2 separate regions of the Homo sapiens genome follow, and region 2 is linked to region 1. A link is a loop called in an ENCODE intact Hi-C map of the cell type or tissue named here. Cell type or tissue: endothelial cell of umbilical vein. All regions are shown on one strand. Each heading gives the region's core, and the rest is flanking DNA. Links, peaks and the distances in the headings are about the cores only. Region 1 overlaps FRMD4B (FERM domain containing 4B). Region 2 has its middle 35 kb from the start of FRMD4B.

Region 1 (11,382 bases), core at 1,736-9,735:
TTGTGTATTTTGTAGAGATGGAGTTTCACTATATTGCCCAGGCTGGTCTCAAACTCCTGAACTCAAGCAATCTGTTTTTTTTGGCTTCCCAAACTGCTGGGATTACAGGCATGTGCCCCCCGGATCTGGCCAGTCCCACCTCTTAATACTGTGAAAATGGCAATCAAATTTTAACATGAGTTTTAGTGGGGACATTCAAACCATAGCACAATGCAAAATGAAAATGTGGGATTCCTTGTTCAAAAATGATTAAGAATTGTGAGACAGCAGAACACTAAACCAAGCATGAGGCCCTTCTGAGCACTGAATCCTGTGGGCCTACATAGGCCACACACCCAGCTCTGACATCCAATACCTGATAGACATTCAAAAAATAATTACTGCAGTGAATGCAAATTTAAGAAAAATCATCAGGTATCCAAGGAGCTCTGACATACAGATTGATAAAAGATTAAAAACAGAAACCAGCATGTGTGTGAAAGAAATGTGTAATTCCTCAATTGCAGAGTTGACTATGAGGTGACAAATAAAGTGATTACTCTTCTCTTTTTGAGAGATGCCAGGTCCAGGCTGCAAATTTTTCGAAGGTCAGAACCATGGTGTTTTCATATTTGACTTCCTTGTAAGGCCTCTGCATGTATTTGATGCTCAAGAAATATTTGAACTGAAACTGAATTGTTTCTAGAGGCTGAATTAGAGAAGGATGAGAAGTTATGAGGAAATATTTTTTCTTTAGTGCAAACCTCACTAAATTTAGGAGGAGATGAGCTGGTCTTCAAGTTTGTCCTCTTACTTTATGACAAATGGTTTAGTGCTATGCCCAGCTGTCAGAATTTTGGAAAACTGCAATACATTGCCTCTGTTGTGATTTTATGGTGCGTCTGGCATTCATTCAGTATGTGAAATGTTCTGTGATGAAAGTGATAGTTTTGAGATAAAACGCAAAGCTTCTCCTAAAGACAAAAATTGGGATCCTGCTTCCACAAATTTTTCCTTAAATTGGTGGACATATTTCCTTTATTCCACCCTCACAGTCAATAAAACCCTCCACAAAGTCACCAATACATATGTACAAGCTCACCAGTTAGGTGATCATCCAACTGTGTCACAATTTGTATTTTATAGGCACAGTTTCACATATAAGCTCATATTTCATTTGGACCTATTCCAGGATATAGTTTCATTTTCAACGGGACTCCTAAACAGGGCTCCCCAAGTCTACATTCCTGAATCCCAGGTTAAGCCCTGCCTTGTATCTGGCTGCACGGCAGAAGGCATTTGGAAGAACATTTGTTTCAAGTTGGATATAGCATCAGCTTTGCCACTGTCCCATTCTGGCCTTTGAATGCCAGTTATCTGGGACCCCTTCTGATTTACTGATTACAAAACTCCTATCTGATACCCTACTACTGCAGGAATTATCCATTTCCTCACGACTGAATCCCTGGCACCTATGCCCTTGTCCCGTCTTTGCACCTAGAGCCCCACCAAACTCTCCAATCCTGTGTTTATAAGCACCCACATTCTTGAACAGTGTTGGTCAGTGGACTAATGGTGTCAGATTCCAATTATCCTTTCTCACACAAACTGACATATTAGATAGGATATTTTTGTTTGCAAATAAAGTTTTGTTTAAAAATCAGAACCAGCTTGAGCAGAAACGGAAATTATAGACTCAGTAACTGAAAAGGCCAGGGAATGACTTCAGGTTCAATGGCATTTCATAATTCAGACAGTGACATTGGAGTATGTCTCTCTCCAACTCTTCTGTCTGGCATGAGGTTTCCTGGTAGCCCCAGATTTTCATCCAAGCAACTTTGTAACTCCAGAACAAACAAAAACAAAGATACTTCTTCTCTGATCCCTATGACTAATGGGTATGGGGTGTATTAGTAAGGGTTCTCTAAAGGGACAGAGTTAATAGGATATTATATATATATGTATATATATTATATATATGTATATATACGTGTGTGTATATATGTATGTGTGTGTGTATATATATATCTATATATAAAGGGGAGTTTATTAAGTATTAACTCACATGATAACAAGGTCCCACAATAGGCCGTCTGCAGGCTGAGGAGCAAGGAGAGCCAGTCCGAGTCCCCAAACTGAAGAACTTGGAGTCTGATATTCCAGGTCAGGAAGCATCCAGCACGAGAGAAAGATGTAGGCTGGGAGGCTAGGCCAGTCTTGTCTTTTCACATTTTTCTGCCTGCTTTATATTCTGGCCACAGCGGCAGCTGATCAGATGGTGCCCACCCACATCACGGGTGGGTCTGCCTTTCCCAGCCCACTGACTTAAATGTTAATCTCCTTTGGCAATACCCTCAGAGGCACACCCAGGATCAATACTTGGCATCCTTCAATCCAATCAAGTTGACACTAAGTATTAACCATCACATGGGGGTAGAGTGATTTTATTGGTCAGTCTTGAATCACATATTCATCTTCTTTATATGGGGATATGGGGTTCCCCCCTACCCCCAGTTATTTGGATGGTGTCCCCAAAGAAAAGCGGGGATCCTGTTTCCTAATTTTTTTTCTTTTTTGAGATGGAATCTTGCTTGCTCTGTCACCCAGGCTGGAGTGCAGTGGTGTGATCTCAGCTCACTGCAACCTCCGGCTCCCAGGTTGAAGCAATTCTCCTGCTTCAGCCTCCCGAGTAGCTGGGAATACAGGTGCCGGCCACCACACCTGGCTAATTTTTGTATTTGTAGTAGAGATGGGGTTACGCCATGTTGGCCAGGCTGGTCTCAAACCCCTTACCTCAGGTGATCTGCCAACCTCAGCCTCCCAAAGTGCTGAGATTACAGGTGTGAGACACTGTGCCCGGCCTCCTAATTTTAATACTCCTGGTAGACTCCATCTCTATGTGTTCTCACACCATAACCTGAGCTTACCCAGCCTCCCCCCTAATTTGGTCTGTCAACCTTCATCTGGCCCTCAAGCTGCCCTGGCCTCCTGGTTTTAGCCTTGCCTAATCTAGCCCAACTTGCTGCTGAAACTGGCTATCAACATTCCGATTGTCCTTCAACAGTGAAAACATTTTTACCATACAATCAGAAATGTCCCACTAGTTCTCTCAGTCGACTCTCCAACCCAGTAAGAAAAGGTACCATGTATTGAGTTTTTACTGTTATATATTAACAAATAGAAGGTTCTGTCAAATAAAGTAATACAATAATTCCCCACCTTCCAAACAAGAAGACTCAGGCAAATGTTTTGGGTCAACCTATATAAAATTTTAGAAATGTATATGAAATATTAGAAAATTTACTCCTAATATTAGGAGTGCTCATAACACTTGTTATGCAGATTAATAACTGGAGTGATTTCTGCCTTGTGCTCTCCCTCTTGATAGGATAATTTTATTCAGCTTCTTCATGTGCATGTGTGTGCTGGCACTGGAACAAAAGTCCTCTTTGAGTCATCCTTTTATCACAGCGCAGCATCTCCACTTCTGCCCAAGTTGTTTGAGCTATATAGCACTTTTTCAATCTCCATATATGATGCTTTTCTGGGAATATCATTGCCCAGCTTTTTTTTTTTTCCTTTTTCCATTTATCCTACAAGTATATGTGCATGAAATAATGTTTAAGTAACTTGTTTCTTCTAACATCCAACCCGTCCAATTGGGAGGTCACGTGCTCACAAATAATTACTAAATATGTATTAAACTTTTTGCCACCTTTTCTACTGATATCATCAAGTGACTTCTATTTGCATCCAAACTTAGCATTGACTGAAGTTGTTACAGGCTGCCATGTCTTCCCCAGACAGTATATTGTGGTCATAGTAATTAGAGTCTTTAGAAGGATCTGAAGATAAAGCCACTCCCCGGTTTCTGAGGGATTAACATTTTGTGGGGGTAAAGGGAGGTACCCCACCCTATATTTAGATACCTGTGGTATCTCCCAGGCAAATTCTTTGAGCTTTGCATGAACTATCTCTTTTAATTTCCCCAGCACTCCTGAAGGAGATCAGGATTTTTATCTCCATTTTACAAAGGAGGGAACCAATTCTCAGAAAGATCAAGTAACTTTCCCAAGGATATATACAACTGTAAAACACGAGGTTTCTCTGACTCTAGAGAGTCTTAGAGATTTAATCTTATGGTTATATTCTTAACCATACCATACTCCTGAGCAAAATTCCAGACTGTTCTTTTTTTCAGGAGGGAGAAGCATGATACCCTGTCACAAACTTTTACTTAGTCATTCTCTTTTTTTAAAAAAAGTAAATTTATTATTTTTCCAGTATTCTATATGTTTTTCTCTCTGCCTTCAAGCATAATGTATTTTGATTATTTCCTATTCACTGAATGACTTCAATAGTAATGATTTCATTAAATGCAAATAGTGAAATGAATCTTTTCTGAGACCACGTCATTCTGCCAAGATTTTCTGTTGTGGCTGGCATCTCTGATTGATTTTACTAAGGTTGTTCCATGGAATTCTAAGTTTCTTTCTGAGTGGAAAAGCTGTTAACATCAACTGGCTGTGAGTAGCAAAGTTGAGTTAAATATTGTTTTTATTTATATTCATTAAATTCCCAGCCTCATCCAGAACATGCATAGAAGTTTAGATTCATACATGGCATCGCCTATCTCTGAATAATTACCCAACCTAAAGCTTGCATTATCAAGGAAGTTTAGAAAACAGTAGATGACATTTCATCATATGTTTTAAATGTGTTGTAAAGAAAGCGTTTGAGTGGCCAAAAGAAATAGCAGAAGTTTTTTAGTTGTTTTTATTTTCCCATTTCTCCCGTGACTCATATTGAAAGGCTTTTGTTTCTAATCAAAGAAACAAACAGTATGGTCATTTCCTTGAGATTATATGGCAGCGGAAGGCGTCGGGAGTTTTTAAGTTCCTACTTCCACTGGCTTGTAGTTGGAGAAAATGCAAGCACATGCGCGCACACACACGCGCGCGCACACACACACACACCGCACAAGTGCTTAATACGTGTGTCTTTTGTCTTAAGCACTCTCTTCAGTTCCTTTAAATGAGCCGAGGTCATGGTGGTTCGGAGGTAAGAATGATTTTTTTTTATGATCTTCCAGTTGCAGACTGTGTAACGGTGCTTCTTCAGCTTTGACTGGCATTTCATAGCAAAATCTTGGGCAGATTTTAATATTGTACTGGGGGTGGACTAATCTAAGAACTAATATTGCAGAACCCAACTTGCAGAAAAGGAAATTACAAGAAATGTTTATCTTCACTCTTGTGAAGGAATTACTTTTTCCAAAACGGAGTTGGATGTGCTCTGTTTGATACCAAGTGAAGATGGTCCTTAAAGACGCCCATCGTCTGGAGGGTTTTCCTGTCATTGTTTTAATGCTATCTTTGCTCCTTTAAAGGTCGTGAAAGGCTGATTTCTTATTTTGCTTTAGAACTTTGGCAAATATGAAGTATGTAATTCCACTTCATCACCCTTTCCCCTGCTCCCACCACTCTCCTTTTTTCTTCTTCTTTTTTTTTTTAAATTTTAAATACTGGAGTTTCTTTATGGATGTAGAAAAGACAGAGAGAGGGCAGGAACTGTGTCAGTAAGCAACACAGAAATGCTTTTTGATTTATAATTGTTCATCGTTTCATCAGCAAGATGTGTTTGGGGCCTTCCCTGTTTTTGTGAACACTTGGCAACAAAAATTCCGTGGTGTCCTAGAGCTCATTAGCAGCCCATCTGAAAGGATCCTTTGATGTGGGTCCCTGCTTTGCCTCCAGAAAGAAGAAGGAAAATTGAATTTTGTCCTCCAGTCTAGTTTGTGGTGAGGATTCTATGTGATCAGAATTCAGCAGTTCAAGATAGAAACCTCGGAAATGCCATTTTTGGGGACGGCTTCCAATTAATTAATAAAACTTTTATGATTTGTCAGAGGAAGTCCTACATCCTTATTAAAGGGAAGGTTTTTTTTCTTTGCTGCCTTGTAATGTGGTTATGGCAAACTCATTAAGTCCAACTCCATGTGGCCATTTTTCTTCCTTGATGGGTAGATGTTGATGGTGGAGGGGAGGAATATCTGGGTAAAAAACAAAGGAAATTATCTCATCCAGTAGACTGCAAAACTCCTGGGGATAGAAGGAAGTCTGTAGAGGAAGTGGGCAGGATTGGGTAGAGAAGAGAAACATCAAAGAAATTAAATATATCACAATAGGAACTGGAATAGTACCCTTTTGCTATAATGTAACAACATAATAGTGTAGCCTTAGAAATGAGTCCATTGTCTCTAAATCGGTCCTATCTAAAGGTATCTAATGTCCGAAGGAGTGAAAAGGAATATAATCTTATCCAAATGCAGTCCTGTGACCTGGATTCTCAGAGTGACATTATGGTGACCTAAGGCCTCATTATAAATGATCCTGTTCTGAAGATTCAGGCCATAGAACATCCTGAGAAGTAAGACTATCTTGTTATGCAGCTCTTTCAGGGGTCAGAAACTACAGCTCTTAGCAGAGGGCCTAATATATTCCCAGATATACCAAGTCCCACTCCAGAGCATACTCTGTGTGTTCCACTGTGTTTGATCCTACATTTGAAGTATGCAGGGAAGTTGTTACTACTAGAATGGAGGTTGCTGCAGACAGGTACTATGTCTCACCCATGGAGAGAATTCCCAGTAACTATCAGGAGGCAGGGTGATGGGTGGTGGACAAATATTATTGGCTGAGCAGAATTGTTAGATATATTTATGCCATGGAACATTTAAACCAGAAGAAACCTTGTAAGTCACTTTGTCCAATCTCCTCATTCTGTTACTGAAGAGATTAAAATCCAGAGAAGAGGAGGAATTTTTCTAAGACTTCCTATCCCGTTAGGGGCAGGGCACAGCCTGGATTCTGGATCTCCTGAGTTCCGAATCTATGCTCTGTCCACCCTTTGCCTTTTCTGGGCCAGAGGATGATTTTGCCTAATTTCCAGCATCTCTGAATTTCATGAAGCAAGAGTTTCTTTACATGGGTGCGTGCATCTTGGAATAGAAAAGTGGGAGCTGCATCCAAATGAGATTCTGCTTTCTGTTCTGCATGGTTTCCAATTGCTAGCAGAAGCCTGTGCACAGGTGTGCAAAAGACCCCAGGAAAAGAACTACATGTCTTGTCTCTTATCACAAAAAGCTATAGTGCTAGGTAAAACCATACTAAAACACTTTCTCTTTGTTTCAAAAATATTTTGGCAACCTGAAAATACTAGTGAGCTCTCAGCAGAGGCCTGTCTCGGGATCATAATTCAAGTATGAGACTTACGTTTGTCCCTGAGGTAGATTCTGTGAAGCTCCAATTAAGACTTTTTTCTTGCTTAATGTTGGAAAACTAGAAAAAATTTTAAATGCAATATTTTCCTAAACTGGAAAAGTAAGCCTGAGTACAGGTAAACTATACATTAATATATGTTTATGTGATTTGGCAAGGTTAAACAATCAATTTATTATTCCAATAACAGCAATCTAAGAAAGGAAGGTATTGGGCTTGCTGTATACTTCAGTTGCTTTTTTTTTCCTTAAAGGAAGCTTTTGTAGATCAGGCTGTAAAGGTATGCACACTTCTGTTGTCTTGTATTGGTTTATTTTCTCATTTGGTTTTCTTTTTTTATTATTATTATACTTTAAGTTCTAGAGTACATGTGCACAATGTGCAGGTTTGTTACATATGTATACATGTGCCATGTTGCTGTGCTGCACCCATTAACTCATCATTTACATTAGGTATATCTCCTAATGCTATCCCTCCCCCCTCCCCCCTCCCCACACCCCAAGGCAGGCCCCAGCGTGTGCTGTTCCCCTTCCTGTGTCCAAGTGTTCTCATTGTTCAATTCCCACCTGTGAGTGAGAACATGCAGTGTTTGGTTATTTGTCCTTGCGATAGTTTGCTGAGAATGATAGTTTCCAGCACCATCCATGTCCCTACAAAGGACATGAACTCATTCTTCTTTATGGCTGCACAGTATTCCATGGTGTATATGTGCCACATTTTCTTAATCCAGTCTATCACTGTTGGACATTTGGATTGGTTCCAAGTCTTTGCTATTGTGAATAGTGTCACAGTAAACATACATGTTCATGTGTCTTTAAAGCAGCATGATTTATAATCCTTTGGGTATATACGCAGTAATGGGATGGCTGGGTCAAATGGTATTTCTACTGCTAGATCCCTGAGGAATCGCCACACTGTCTTCCACAATGGTTGAACTAGTTTACAGTCCCACCAACAGTGTCAAAGTGTTCCTATTTCTCCACATCCTCTCCAGCACCTGTTGTTTCCTGACTTTTTAATGATCGCCATTCTAACTGGTGTGAGATGGTATCTCATTGTGATTTTGATTTGCATTTCTCTGATGGCCAGTGATGATGAGCATTTTTTCATGTGTCTATTGGTTGCATAAATGTCTTCTTTTGAGAAGCGTCTGTTCATATCCTTTGCCCACTTTTTCATGGGGTTGTTTGTTTTTTTCTTGTAAATTTGTTGGAGTTCATTGTAGATTCTGGATATTAGCCCTTTGTCAGATGAGTAGGTTGTGAAAATTTTCTCCCATTCTATAGGTTGCCTGTTCACTCTGATGATAGTTTTTTTGCTGTGCAGAAGCTCTTTAGTTTAATTAGACCCCATTTGTCAATTTTGGCTTTTGTTGCCATTGCTTTTGGTGTTTTAGACATGAAGTCCTTGCCCATGCCTATGTCCTGAATGGTATTGCCTAGGTTTTCTTCTAGGGTTTTTATGGTTTTAGGTCTAACATTTAGGTCTTTAATCCACCTTGAATTAATTTTTGTGTAAGGTGTAAGGAAGGGATCCAATTTCAGCTTTCTACATATGGTTAGCCAGTTTTCCCAGCACCATTTATTAAATAGGGAATCCTTTCCCCATTGCTTGTTTTTCTCAGGTTTGTCAAAGATCAGATGGTTGTAGATGTGTGATATTATTTCTGAGGGCTCTGTTCTGTTCCATTGGTCTATATCTCTGTTTTGGTACCAGTACCATGCTTTTTTGGTTACTGTAGCCTTGTAGTATAGTTTGAAGTCAGGTAGCTTGATGCCTCCAGTTTCGTTCTTTTGGCTTAGGATTGACTTGGCAATGCGGGCTCTTTTTTGGTTCTATATGAACTTTAAAGTATTTTTTTCCAATTCTGTGAAGAAAGTCATTGGTAGCTTGATGGGAATGGCTTTGAATCTATAAATTACCTTGGGCAGTATGGCCATTTTCACGATATTGATTCTTCCTATCCATGAGCATGGAATGTTCTTCCATTTGTTTGTGTCCTCTTTTATTTCATTGAGCAGTGGTTTGTAGTTCTCCTTGAAGAGGTCTTTCACATCCCTTGTAAGTTGGATTCCTAGGTATTTTATTCCCTTTGAAGCAATTGTGAATGGGAGTTCACTCATGATTTGGCTCTCTGTTTGTCTGTTATTGGTGTATAAAAATGCTTGTGATTTTAGCACATTGATTTTGTATCCTGAGACTTTGCTGAAGTTGCTTATCAGCTTAAGGAGATTTTAGGCTGAGACAATGAGGTTTTCTAAATATACAATCATGTCATATGCAAACAGGGACAATTTGACTTCCTCTTTTCCTAAATGAATACCTTTATTTCTTTCTCCTGCCTGATTGCCCTGGCCAGAACTTCCAACACTATGTTGAATAGGAGTGGTGAGAGAGGGCATCCCAGTTGTCAAGGGGAATGCTTCCAGTTTTTGCCCATTCAGTATGATATTGACTGTGGGTTTGTCCTAAATAGCTCTTATTATTTTGAGATACATCCCATCAATACCTAATTTATTGAGAGTTTTTAGCATAAAGGGCTGTTGAATTTTGTCAAAGGCGTTTTCTGCATCTATTGAGATAAGCATGTGGTTTTTGTCTTTGGTTCTGTTTATATGCTGGATTACATTTATTGATTTGCATATGTTGTACCAGCCTTGCATCCCGGGGATGAAGCCCACTTGATCATGGTGGATAAGATCTTTGATGTGCTGCTGGATTCAGTTTGCCAGTGTTTTACTGAGGATCTTTGCATCGATGTTCATCAGGGATATTGGTCTAAAATTCTCTTTTTTTGTTGTGTCTCTGCCAGCCTTTGGTATCAGGATGTTGCTGGCCTCATAAAATGAGTTAGGGAGGATTCCCTCTTTTTCTATTGATTGGAATAGTTTCAGAAGGAATGGTACCAGTTCCTCCTTGTACCTCTGGTAGAATTTGGCTGTGAATCCATCTGGTCCTGGACTTTTTTTGGTTGGTAGGCTATTAATTATTGCCTCAATTTCAGAGCCTCTTATTGGTCTTTTTCAGGGATTCAACTTCTTCCAGGTTTATTCTTGGGAGGGTGTATGTGTCGAGGAACTTATCCATTTCTTCTAGATTTTCTAGTTTATTTGCGTAGAAGTGTTTATAGTATTCTCTGATGGTAGTTTGTATTTCTGTGGGATCGATGGTGATATCCCCTTTATCATTTTTTATTGCATCTATTTGATTCTTCTCTCTTTTCTTCTTTATTAGTCTTGCTAGCAGTCTATCAATTTTGTTGATCTTTTCAAAAAACCAGCTCCTGGATTCATTGATTTTTTGAAGGGTTTTTAGTGTCTCTATCTCCTTCAGTTCTGCTCTGATCTTAGTTATTTCTTGCCTTCTGCTAGCTTTTGAATGTGTTTGCTCTTGCTTCTCTAGTTCTTTTAATTGTGATGTTAGGGTGTCAAATTTAGATCTCTCCTGCTTTCTTTTGTGGGCATTTAGTGCTATAAATTTCCCTCTACACACTGCTTTAAATGTGTCCCAGAGATTCTGGTATGTTGTGTCTTTGTTCTCATTGGTTTCAGAGAACATCTTTATTTCTGCCTTCATTTCATTATGTACCCAGTAGTCTTTCAGGAGCAGGTTGTTCAGTTTCCATATAGTTGAGCGGTTTTGAGTGAGTTTCTTAATCCTGAGTTCTAGTTTGATTGCATTGTGGTCTGAGAGACCGTTTGTTATAATTTCTGTTCTTTTACATTTGCTGAGGAATGCTTTACTTCCAACTATGTGGTCAATTTTGGAATAAGTGCAATGTGGTGCTGAGAAGAATGTATATTCTGTTGATTTGTGCTGGGGAGTTCTGTAGATGTCTATTAGGTCCACTTGGTGCAGAGCTGAATTCAATTCCTGGATATCCTTTTTAACTTTCTGTCTCATTGATCTGTCTGATGTTGACAGTGGAGTGTTAAAATCTCCCATTATTATTGTGTGGGAGTCTAAGTCTCTTTCTAGGTCTCTAAGGACTTGCTTCATGAATCTGGGTGCTCCTGTATTGGGTGCATATATATTTAGGATAGTTAGCTCTTCTGGTTGAATTGATCCCTTTACCATTATGTAATGGCCTTCTTTGTCTCTTTTGATCTTTGTTGGTTTAAAG
Region 2 (11,382 bases), core at 1,575-9,574, 69 kb before region 1:
AGACTTTGCTTAAAACTTTTAAGGGATGAGTGAAAGAAATAAAAAAATAAGAATCCCTATAAATAGTCACATTTCCAAAATCTATGAGGCTGAGCCAAAGAAATAGCAAATCTACCAAGCTCTGTTGTACCAGTATGGAGAACAAATTCTCAGCCATATTGCTTGGCTCTTTTTCCCTCCTGTTTCTCAGCCAAGTGGCCTTTCTGTCATCTCAGCCCCTAAGCGCATCTGTGGGCTTATCTTATTACATCTGAGGATAAATCCCATAGACCCTGTGTTTTCACGGTTAAAATTATTTTCTGATTTAAATATCCTGGGTCTGCAGTGTGATCTTTCCTCTCAGTCCTAGCTGGCAGCTCTGAGATAGCTCTGTGGTAATGAACAAATATGGCACTCCTGTGAATCTTCTAGTCCTAAGAAAAGCAACTATGCAGTTAATATGCTCCCCTCCTTTCCTCTGCCAGGACAGACATTATTAATCAACACAGCACCCTTTCTTTGTAGAACTCAGAACGGGTCTCACAATACTTCCTGAAACAGGGCTCCAGGCAGGCATTACCAATAGGTTGGTATTAACGTGAGAAAACTCTAAGGCTAAGTCGTAAATTCCTTCCACTTCTGGACTATTCTCTGTTGACTGTCTTTTGAATGTTAATCTCCGTAATCCTTTACCCAACACACACACATGCACACACACACACACACACACGCTTTTAAAAGTTTGTTTCAAATCCACAATAATGAAAACCTATTCATTACAGCCCCAGCATTTCCTTATTCATACCTTATCCTTAGCAAACTATATGGGTGCAACACCTGATTTAAAGAGAAGGGCTGTTACATCCCAGCATATGCCAGAAGCTCCACACTTAGCCCATTCTGTTGTTTAACTTTGGATTCCTATTGATAACATGGCATATGCCCTGTTTTAAAATTAGCACTTGCTTAGAGTTGCCTTTGTGTGAGGTATTTAGGAAATGGCCTGTGTTCTTGATCAATCTTTAGCAAAAGCTGTGGTATTAAAGCTATTAAAAGGCCTAACCTGTTATGGTAGACTTTGAAACTAATTATCACCTGACGGTTCATTTCTTTTTAATGCTGAAAGCTTATTTTAGCATTAAAGAATAAGAGGGTAATATAGTGTAGTCATTAAGCATACGCTCTGGAGTTAGATGAGGTTCAACTCTTGGCTCCCCCACTTACTTGGGCTTTGGGATCTTTGGAGAGTTACTAATTAATCCTTTTAAGTCTTCTGAAAAAAAAGATAAAAATAATACCTATCTTATTGTGGTGCTTTTATAAAACATTATTGTGCATCTACTTTGTACCAAGTGCAAAACATCACAGTGAGGATTGAATGAATTGGGAATTTACTTCACCTGGCATCAAGATGGAACTATTAATCTTTTAAAGCCCTTTTATGTTTCAGCTGAAGCCATCACGAAAGGTAGGGGCAAAAGAAGACATGCATGTTATTGAATTGCAGATCGATTAGAGATGAGATTTAGGTGGAGGCTGGCCAGCAGGGTCCATATTTAATTTCTCAGTTGTGCATTGGAAGTGAACTTTCCCCCATGGGCAGTAGGGTGTGCTGTGTGAACAGGATAACTACTTCTAGCACTAGTTTCAGGTGAGAGTGTCTCTCTTCACTTTTGGGGAGTGTGTTCGTGAACTAATGAGCAGCAAGTTCCACTTTGCTGTTAGTTCTCTAGCTTCTGTTTCTTGTGAACTTTAACTCCATGCACGTTTCTTATGGCAATAGAATTGATTAACATTTACTGCATGTCCTTTCTGGCCAATGCAGTGTTGAAATGAATTTACTGTGTAAGAAGGAGGTGACGCTAATACACTGGATATTGTTAAGAAGGCATCATGGAAATACTATATAAATTAACTACTGATAAGAGATAATAACACCATGAAAAACCATGGAAGAGATGAAAGCCTTTTAAAACACTAATAGCACATCACCTACCTTCCTATTTGCCTAAGTCACTGTCTGGCTGCAGAGAAGTAAGCAGAGGTAAAGTACATAAAAGCAGAGGGTTGCGGGTAGGTAGAAATAAAAGGCTGTTATAGTTCAAGTCCTAATTACCAAAGGCTAAAGATAAGGTCAACAGCACCTGTGATTTTTCTATATTACATCTATATAACTTGTTATTTAGAATCTTACATTCATTATTTTAGCTTTGCCTCTTGAAATCAGCTTCAGAATTACCTTCCTAAGCAAATTTTAAATTCATCTTTGAATTTTTAAAGAAGTTGCTTTTTTATTTAAATCCCATATTGGGATTTAAGGTAGTCAACATATATCTTACCTCAATTCTTTTGTCTTATAAAAGTAATTCTGTTTCTGCCAATCTAATAGGAGAAAAAATATCTCATTTGTTTAATATTTATTTCCGACTATCAGTGAAGGATTTTTGTATATTTATTGGCTGTTTGTGTTTCTTATGAAAATTGCTTATTCCCATCCCTCTTTGTCTGTGGATTTGCTTCTTATATTAGTAAGCTAAGAGAGAAACCACTCAGAAGTGACAGACTAAGGCACATGTGCCTTAATAATACAATCCTGGCTGTGCTGTGGCTTTCACCTGTAATCCTATCTCTTTGGGAGGCCAAAGCGGGAAGATCGCTTGAGTCCAGGAGTTCGATGCTGCAGTGAGCCATGATCACACCACTGCACTCCAGCCTGGGTGACAGAGTGAGACCTTGTCCTTTTAGTGTCAGTATACAGTCAGTTCTCATTATTTGAGGTAGTTATATTCAGTAAAGGCATCATGAACACCAAATTAGCAAATACTGAAACATCACACCTAGGGGGAAATAAGTTATGCTGCTATAAACCTCGTCACAACATTCTCATCAGCCAGTCAGTACATAACCTTGTTTTAAGTGTGTTTCTGTTTAAAGACACATTATTTAATATATGTAGTTGATTCATTAACATTGAACTCATATCAAAAGTACTATAATTCATGTTTGAATGAAGCTTATCTAAGACATTATTTTTTTTTAACAAGGACATTGCAGCTGCCTTCCACTTAGGAACTTTGTCCATTTGGGCTGCTGTTACGAAATACCATAAGCTGGGTAGCTTATAAACAACAGAAATGTATTTCTCACAGTTCTGGAGCCTGGGAAATTCACCATGAAGACACCAGGCCATTCAGTGTCAATGGATGAGGGTCCTGCTAATACCACTTGACAGTCCACTTGATTTGGTAGACCCTGATAAGGGTCCACTTTCTGGTTCATAAATGGCACCTTCTCATTGTGTCTTCACTTGGTAGAAGGGGTAAGGCAGCTCTCTGGGGCCTCTTTCATGAGGGCACTAATCCCGTTCATGAGGACTGTGTTCTCATGACCTAATCATGTCCCAGAGGCCCTATCTCCTATCATTCTGACACGGGTGATTAAGCTTCAAACTATTAATTTTGGAAATACACAAACATTCATACCACAGCTAATTTAGCAGTTCAGCACTATGCTTAGGGGGCATTTTAAACAGCAAAATCACCAACCAAAAGCACCAACATGTGTAAAACAGGTTGCTACATAGACTCTGAAAGGGACGTGTGTACCTAACATGAACTGAAACAAGAGGGCAGCGCTTTATTTTGTTATATCTCAGCTGAGAACAGGAGCATTGGGTGACTCAAATTTTTTGCTGTTCCCCACAAGTCAGAGAATGATTGCAAAAATACCTCGAGCAAAGGCTAAGTGTGGTGGCTCATGCCTGTAATTGCAGCGCTTTGGGAGGCCAAGGCGGGAGGATCACTTGAGCCCAGGAGTTTGAGGCTGCAGTGGGCTATGATTGTGCCACTGCACTACAGCCTGGGCAACAGAGCGAGATCCTGTCTCTATTTTTCAAAAAAGTACCTTGAGTATTGATTTTGGAGTTATGAATGAATTCTAACCAGTAGGCAAGTTTGAATTTTGTAAATAATGAGGACTGACTATATCAATAAATTTGTCTCACAAAAAAGGGCCCTTATGGTCCTTCCCTTCATTCCTGAACAACATTGGCTAACTATACAACTTACATGGGACTCATGCCCAGTGAGTCATATATATAAGTCAGAGCTCAGCAATCCCTGCCCTACAGTTCAGCAGTCTCTCCATCAGAGAACTTTCAGGACATAGGGGTCTGCAAGCTACTGCCTGTGGGCCAAATTCAGCACACTGCCTGTTTTGCTACCGTCCTGAGCTAAGAATGTTTTTTTTTTCCTTTTTCATTTTTAAATGGTTGTATGGGAAATCAAGTAACTATTTGACACATGAAACTTATACAAAATTCAAATTTTGGCGTCCACAGATAAAGTTTTATTGGAACAAAGCCATGCGCATTTGCTTACATATTGTTGATAGCTGCTTTCATGTAATAAGGCAGAAATGAATAATTGCCATAGTGATCATATAGCCCACAGAGCTGAAAATATTTACTGTCTGGTCCTTTATAGAAAAGTTTGGTGACTACTGACCTAAAACATTGCAGCTTGTCACAATGGAGGCTCTTGCACAGGCAGTTAAAAGCTCTGTATGGAAGTGATATCTCACCTAGCAGGGGAGGGGTAAGTACTAGAAGTAAAATAGGGTTTCTCTCTTCCCTGCCCCCTCTCCTTTTCTCTTCTTTTTTTTTTTTTTTCAGAGTCTCGCTCTGTTGCTCAGGCTGGAGTGCAGTGGCATGATCTCAACGCACTACAACCTCCCGGGTTCAAGCAATTTTCCTGCCTCAGCCTCCCGAGTAGCTGGGACTACAGGCACATGCCACCACGCCCAGCTAATTTTTTGTATTTTTAGTGGAGACGGGGTTTCACCATGTGTTAGCCAGAATGGCCTCGATCTTCTGACCTCAAGTGGTCTGCCCTCCTCAGCCTCCCAAAGTGCTGGGATTACAGGCATGGGCCACCACGCCCGGCCCCTCTCCTTTTAATATAAGTTTAGATTTCAAATCCCTATGAATGTACTTTGTGTGTTGAAGCAGATTAGAAAGTATCAGGCTGCTTCTATTAACAGATCTGCAGAAACCAATTTAAATGCAACTGAAGGGAACTCATCAGAGTGAAAATAAAATAATGACACCAATATTTTTGTGTTATGGTTATGCCACGAAATTCCAGTAGCGTTGTTTCCTATCAATTAAGAAAGTAACCTTTGTTTCATTTTGTCTTTATTTTTTGTTTTACTAGCTGAAAGTTATCTTAGACATCACTTAGGCCAGGGCTATCCAAGAGAATTTTCTACAAAGCTGGACATGTTTCAGATCTGTGTTATCCAATATGGTAGCCACTAATACCTGTGGCTATTGAGCAGTTGAAAGGTGGCTGTTGTGACTGAGGAAGTGAATTTTTAATTTTTGTTTAATTTTAATTAATTTAAGATGAAATAGTCACATGTGGCTAGTGACTAGCTTATGGGACAAGGCACATCTAGACTCAAGATTGCCAACTGCTCTGCAGGCTTGATTTGTTGCCAACACTTAAAGATTGGGAGACTTTATGTAAAAGTCTGAATTGTGGCTTCCCAGGAAAAATTGGAGCATCTGGAGACACTGGGAATGCCCTCACTGGACAAAACATGTGCTCTCCAGTCCCCACTGTTCCCTGTCATCCTGTACCCAGCCTGCTACATTTTCATTGCCTGCCTGGCCTCTGTTGGCACTTGCATGTACAATCCCTAATCTAATTCAACCTCAGATGACTCTTCATACGGGAAATAAAAGCCCAGAGACACAAAGTGCCTTATGCAAAGTCATCCGGTAATTAATACTAGAGCTGGCACCAGAATTCAAGGGCCTGGCTGGTATACTGTCTCCCAGAGATCTGACTACTGGCACCTCTGGGGCTGTGTGAGGGTGGAGGAAAAGGGGGACCAAGTAGCACCTGGGTGTATCTAAGCTGCCCTCACAAATCTCATCCTCACTTATTTCCAGGCCATGGGTAGGGTGGACACTGGGTGGGTGAGGTCTCTGCCTTCTTCCCATCTGGGCTGACTCAGTGTGAGCCACAATGGGGAGTGAGGGCGTGGGAGGGAGGGAGGCCTGAACTTTCCCTGGCCCTCTCCGTCCCTGACTTCCTCTCTTATTGTTTACCCTTGCCAAGTCCAGTGTTCTCAGGGAGGGCGCATCTGGTAACATATTGTTGGTCATTTATCCTCCCTGGCATCTTTGCTTCATACAGTTCCTCTGCTCTTTTGGATCCACCTTTCTTTTTCCAAAGGGCTTTTGGCTTCTTCTGATATCCTAGCCAATTAAATCTTAGGCCAGAGTAAAAGTAGACTACCCACTTAAATCCACACAGGAGGCTTTGAAATAGTGTTTCACAGTATGAATGTTACATATTATTGTGCATTTCTCCATTCTCATGTCCCGTTCAGGTGCCTAAAGTCCTTACAGGGATAATCTTGTTTACCAACCCCAGCAGATCAAACATCTTGACCCATTTGAAACCCGAACATCTCTAATTCAGAAATAGGGGGTTTAGCATAGTGACTCCGGAGACACATTCACCTGAATTTGAGTCCTTGTTCTGCCAGTTGCTAGGTCAGTGACCTGGGGAAAATCACTTAACCTCCTGAGCCTGAATTTTTTCAAGTGTTAAAACGCTTACTTTGTAGGGCTATTGGTGAGAAATAAATCTGATCATGAAGGTAAGGTAGAAACCATGGCACCTGAGACATATGATTGTTCCATAGGTGAAAAGAATGTAGGGTTGTTTTGGTTGTTTTTTTTTTTTTTTGATATCCCTTTTCATACAAGTTACACCTGTTGCTAGAAAGCGATTCTGCCAGTTTAATCAAGCCACGCCCCTTCTGAGATTTTTCCCAGGGATTATTTTGCTTATCAACCCCAGCAGATCAAACACCTTGACCTGGCCAGGCACAGTGGCTCATGCCTGTAATCCCAGCACTTTGGGAGGCCAAGGCAGATGGATCACCTGAGGTCAGGATTTCAAGAGCAGCCTGGCCAACATGGTGAAACCCTGTCTCCACTGAAAGTACAAAAATTAGCTGGGCGTGGTGGTGGGTGCCTGTAATCCCAGCTACTCCGGAGGCTGAGGCAGGAGAATCACTTGAACCTGGGAGACAGAGGTTGCAGTGAGCCAAGATTGTGCCATTGCACTCCAGCCTGGGCGACAGGGCAAAACTCCATCTCAAACAAAGAAACAAACACCTTGACCCATTTTAAACCCAAACATCTCTTCCTGTATCTCAGTCTGCAAGTTCTTCTCTGTGTATGCTGCATAGGAACTTCCATTTACTGCTTGGTTATTTGGTTCTTGACTTTACAAGGCCTCTTCCATCCTTTTCCCAAATGTGGAGTTGCCATCCATGCACTTCTACCATACTGCATCCTATGTCATGGGCACCTGTGATTTTTGCCTGCACAGTATCCAATCCCCATTCTGGTAAGAGAGTCCCAGTTTTCCTTTGGGCTTGGGTAGCTTTGCTCTCCTGCCCCTTTTTGGTATCAAGTTTAGACAGATGACTCAGGTCTAGCCAGTGAGCCAGTGAAGGATAACTGAGGGAGTCTTGCTGGAATTATTGGGAAAGAGAATCTCACTTTCCACAACGGGTTGCTCAATGAGCCGAATATAAGCCTGGACCTATGAGTGGCCACCTCTGGCTCCACTGGAAGAGGCTGCCTGAGCATGAGATCAATACTGAGGAAAGGGAGCTGAGAGCTAGAGAGAGACAGATTTCAGGGCATTGGTGCCTGAAGCCAGATACGTCTGGGCTGATCAGGTATGTGAGCCAATAAACTCTCCATATTCATCTTCATTGAATTTATTCATTCATACTTGCTTTGGTCAGTTTCAGTTGGATTTCTACTCCTGTAACTGAAATAGTTAGGTGAAAACTCACCCCTTTTCACTTCTAAGTTTCCCCCAAACCTATTTCCCATATATTTCCTAGTTAATGTAAATCCATTTGCTGGCTGTCAACCATTTCACATATGCAACCTACATTTTCTTCCCAGTGCACTTTGCTATCTGGCCATTTGGTGCAGTTGATTCTCTTCATTTTGGTTATCTGTGCTTATTCATTCTCTACCTTATATCTTGATAATAAACACTTTGCAAACCAAGAGTATTAGTTTTTTATTGCTGCATAACAAATTACCACAAATTTAGCAGCTTAAACAACATATATGTATATATGTAATTATATATGTGTGTGTGTTATACACACACACACACACACACATAGTTGCTATGGGCCAGGAGTCTGGGCACAACTTAACTGGGTCCTCTGCTCAGTTTCTTACCAGGCTGAAATTAAGATGTTGGCCAGAGCTAGGATCTTGTCTGAGGCTCTACGTTCCCTTCCAGGCTCACTGGCTTTTGGCAGGATTCAGTTCTTTACAGTTGTAGGACTGAGGTCCCCAGCTTCTGGAAGCCACCTGCAGTTCCCTGACATGTGGCCCCCTCCACAACATGCCAACAACATGGAATTTTGCTCTTCAAAGACAGCAAGAGAACGTCTTTCGCTCTAATCTGCTAAGATGGAGTCATTGTGGGTTGATAACCCATCACCTTGGGCATATAATGTGAGTTAATCAGAGGAGTGACACCCCATCATCTTTGCCATCTTCTCTTGGCTAGAAGCAGATACAAGCCCTGGCTACACTCAAGGGAAGGGGATTACACAGGGTGTGGAGGTCATAGGGCCCATGTTAGATTTCTGCCTACTATACCACATCGACCCTCCTACCAAATGCTCTAAGCCCAATTCAGAGTAGTAATGTTTAAGGATTAATAAAATTGTTCTATGTACACCGTGTATATTTTTGGTAAACATGTGTTATTAGTTATAATGTATGAGCATATGCCTGTGTGTATACATTTTAGAGATGAAAAAGATGGCCTCAGTAGGTTAAATAATTGCCCCAAAGATATTAGATTGTAATCCCTGGAACCTGTAAATGTTACCATATATATACATCAAAGACTTTGCAGATGTGGTTAAGTTTCTTGAGATGAAAAAATTATTCTAGATTATCTGTATGGGCCCTTCATACCATCACAAGACCCCTGTGAAAGAAAGGCAAAGGGAGGCTAGAGAGACACACAGAGGAGAAAGAGATGTAAAGAGAGAGAGCAGAGATTAGAGTGATGTGGCCACAAGTCAAGCAATACTGGCAGCCACTAAGAGCTGGAAGATGAAAGGAATGATTCACCCCTACAACCTCTGGAGGAAGTATGGCTCTGCTGAAACCTTGATTTCAGCCCAGTGAAACTGATTTTGGATTTCTGACCTCCAGAACTGTGAGATAAATTTCGGCCATTTTAAGCCATCAGCTATGGTAATTTGTCACGGTAGCCAGATGAAATTAATATAATGGCGATAGTGTCTGCTTTATAATAGAATCAGGTTTGCCCTAGGCAATACATTCAGGACACAATCATGGGCAAAGACTTCGTGACTAAAACACCAAAAGCAATGGCAACAAAAGCCAAAATTGACAAACGGGATCTAATTAAACTAAAGAGCTTCTGCACAGCAAAAGAAACTATCATCAGAGTAAACAGGCAACCTACAGAATGGGAGAAAAATTTTGCAATCTATCTATCTGACAAAGGCCTAATATCCAGAATCTACAAAGAACTTAAATTTACAAGATAAAAACAACCCCATCAAAAAGTGGGTGAAGGATATGAACAGACACTTCTCAAAAGAAGACATTTATGCAGCCAACAAACATATGAAAAAAAAGCTCATCGTCACTGGTCATTAGAGAAATGCAAATCAAAACCACAATGAGATACCATCTCACACCAGTTAGAATGGTGATCGTTAAAAAGTCAGGAAACAACAGATGCTGGAGAGGATGTGGAGAAATAGGAGCCCTTTTACACTGTTGGTGGGAATGCAAATTAGTTCGACCATTGTGGAAGACAGTGTGGCAATTCCTCAAGGATCTAGAACTAGAAACACCATTTGGTCCAGCAATCCCATTACCAGGTATATACCCATAGGATTATAAATCATTCTACTATAAAGACACATGCACACATATGTTTGTTGCAGCACCATTTACAATAGCAAAGACTCGGAACCAACCCAAATGCCCATCACTGATAGACTGGATAAAGAAAATGTGGCATATATACATGATGGAATACTATGCAGCCATAAAAAAGAATGAGTTCATGTCCTTTGCAGGGACATGGATGAAGCTGGAAAACATCATTCTCAGCAAACTAACACAGGAACAGAAAACCAAACACCACATGTTCTCACTCATAAGTAGGAGCTGAACAATGAGAACACCTGGACACAGGGAAGGGAACATCACACACCTGGGCCTATCGGGAGGTTGGGGGCAAGGGGATGGATAGCATTAGGAGAAACACCTAATACATGCAGGGCTTAAAACCTAGATGATGGGTTGATGGGTGCAGCAAACCACCATGGCACATATATACCTATGTAACAAACCTGCACATTCTGCACGTGTATCCCAGAACTTAAAGTATAATAATTTAAAAAAAAAGAACAGGTTTGCATTTGAGGTTTTTGAGCCTGAAGACAATTTGGCCAGATTCAGTGGGTTGCAATCTAACTTATAATTTATATTCTCAGCTGGGTGCAGTGGCACACACCTGTAGCCCCAGCTACTTTGGAGGCCAAAGTGAGAGGATCACTTGAGTCCAGAAATTCAAGGATGCAGTTTATTGTGGGTGCCTGTGAATAGCCATTGCATTCTAGCCTGGGCAACAGAGTGAGACCCTGTCTCTACAAAAAAATTTTTAATAAAGCAATTTCTCCCAGAAAGATCCTTGGAACACCTGCTTTTTCTTTCTGTATGTCAGCTTTCAGCAGCTGAGAATACCTGCTTTGCATCTTTGGGGATGCTTATTTAGAAATGCATTACTCAGAACCACGTGCAAAACAGTACCTGTTATTAAGGGCAGGCCCAAAATTTAGCTTTGAGCTACTTGGTATGCCCTGGCAGTCAAAGCAAAAAGTGGTTCCCCTATATAAAACTTTTAATATTTAATCTTTCTAACTCAGAGGACAGGGCACTTTATTCAGCAGGGGAGTCTAGTTTTCATCTTGAATAAATGATTAATTTCATAGAGAATAAAAGATGAATAATAGCCAGTACTACTGTCTTTTATCTGGTCCTTAATGTGTTAACCGAATACACTGAGTATTTCTTTATTCAACAAACATTCCTTGAGCCCTACAATGTGCCATGAAGGATGGAGAAACAATAGAGACCAAAAGCAGACAAAGTAGTTTCCAGCTCTCAAAACCCCACAGCCCCATGGAAAAGATCAAAATTAAATAGTCCCATTAATAAATGCATAATTGCAGACTAAAGTAAGTCAAAGAAAATAATTGCTGTTCTAAGAAGTTACTTATCAGAAGAAC

What was found. Peaks named below come from ENCODE experiments on the same cell type or tissue, not always from the same donor. Only the 100,000 strongest peaks of a DNase experiment are listed, where the experiment ranks them.
Region 2: it touches region 1 in a loop (3-fold over the local background); 3 of 110 quality-filtered maps call a loop at or near these places.

The regions. Positions count from the first base shown.
Region 1 is chr3:69,347,202-69,358,583 of GRCh38, reverse strand. All of the region lies in intron 1 of FRMD4B (FERM domain containing 4B), which reads left to right. Among named protein-coding and RNA genes, the nearest start is that of FRMD4B, 33 kb to the left of the region's middle. In endothelial cell of umbilical vein, for the core only: no CTCF peak of the experiment used is centred there; DNase peaks (open chromatin) are centred at 3,433, 4,863 and 6,043; H3K4me3 peaks cover 2,797 bases; H3K27ac peaks cover 3,699 bases.
Region 2 is chr3:69,415,649-69,427,030 of GRCh38, reverse strand. It overlaps a transcript of FRMD4B not described here. Among named protein-coding and RNA genes, the nearest start is that of FRMD4B, 35 kb to the right of the region's middle. RefSeq lists enhancers at 5,354-5,853, 5,854-6,355. In endothelial cell of umbilical vein, for the core only: no CTCF peak of the experiment used is centred there; DNase peaks (open chromatin) are centred at 1,610, 4,110 and 6,050; H3K27ac peaks cover 1,210 bases.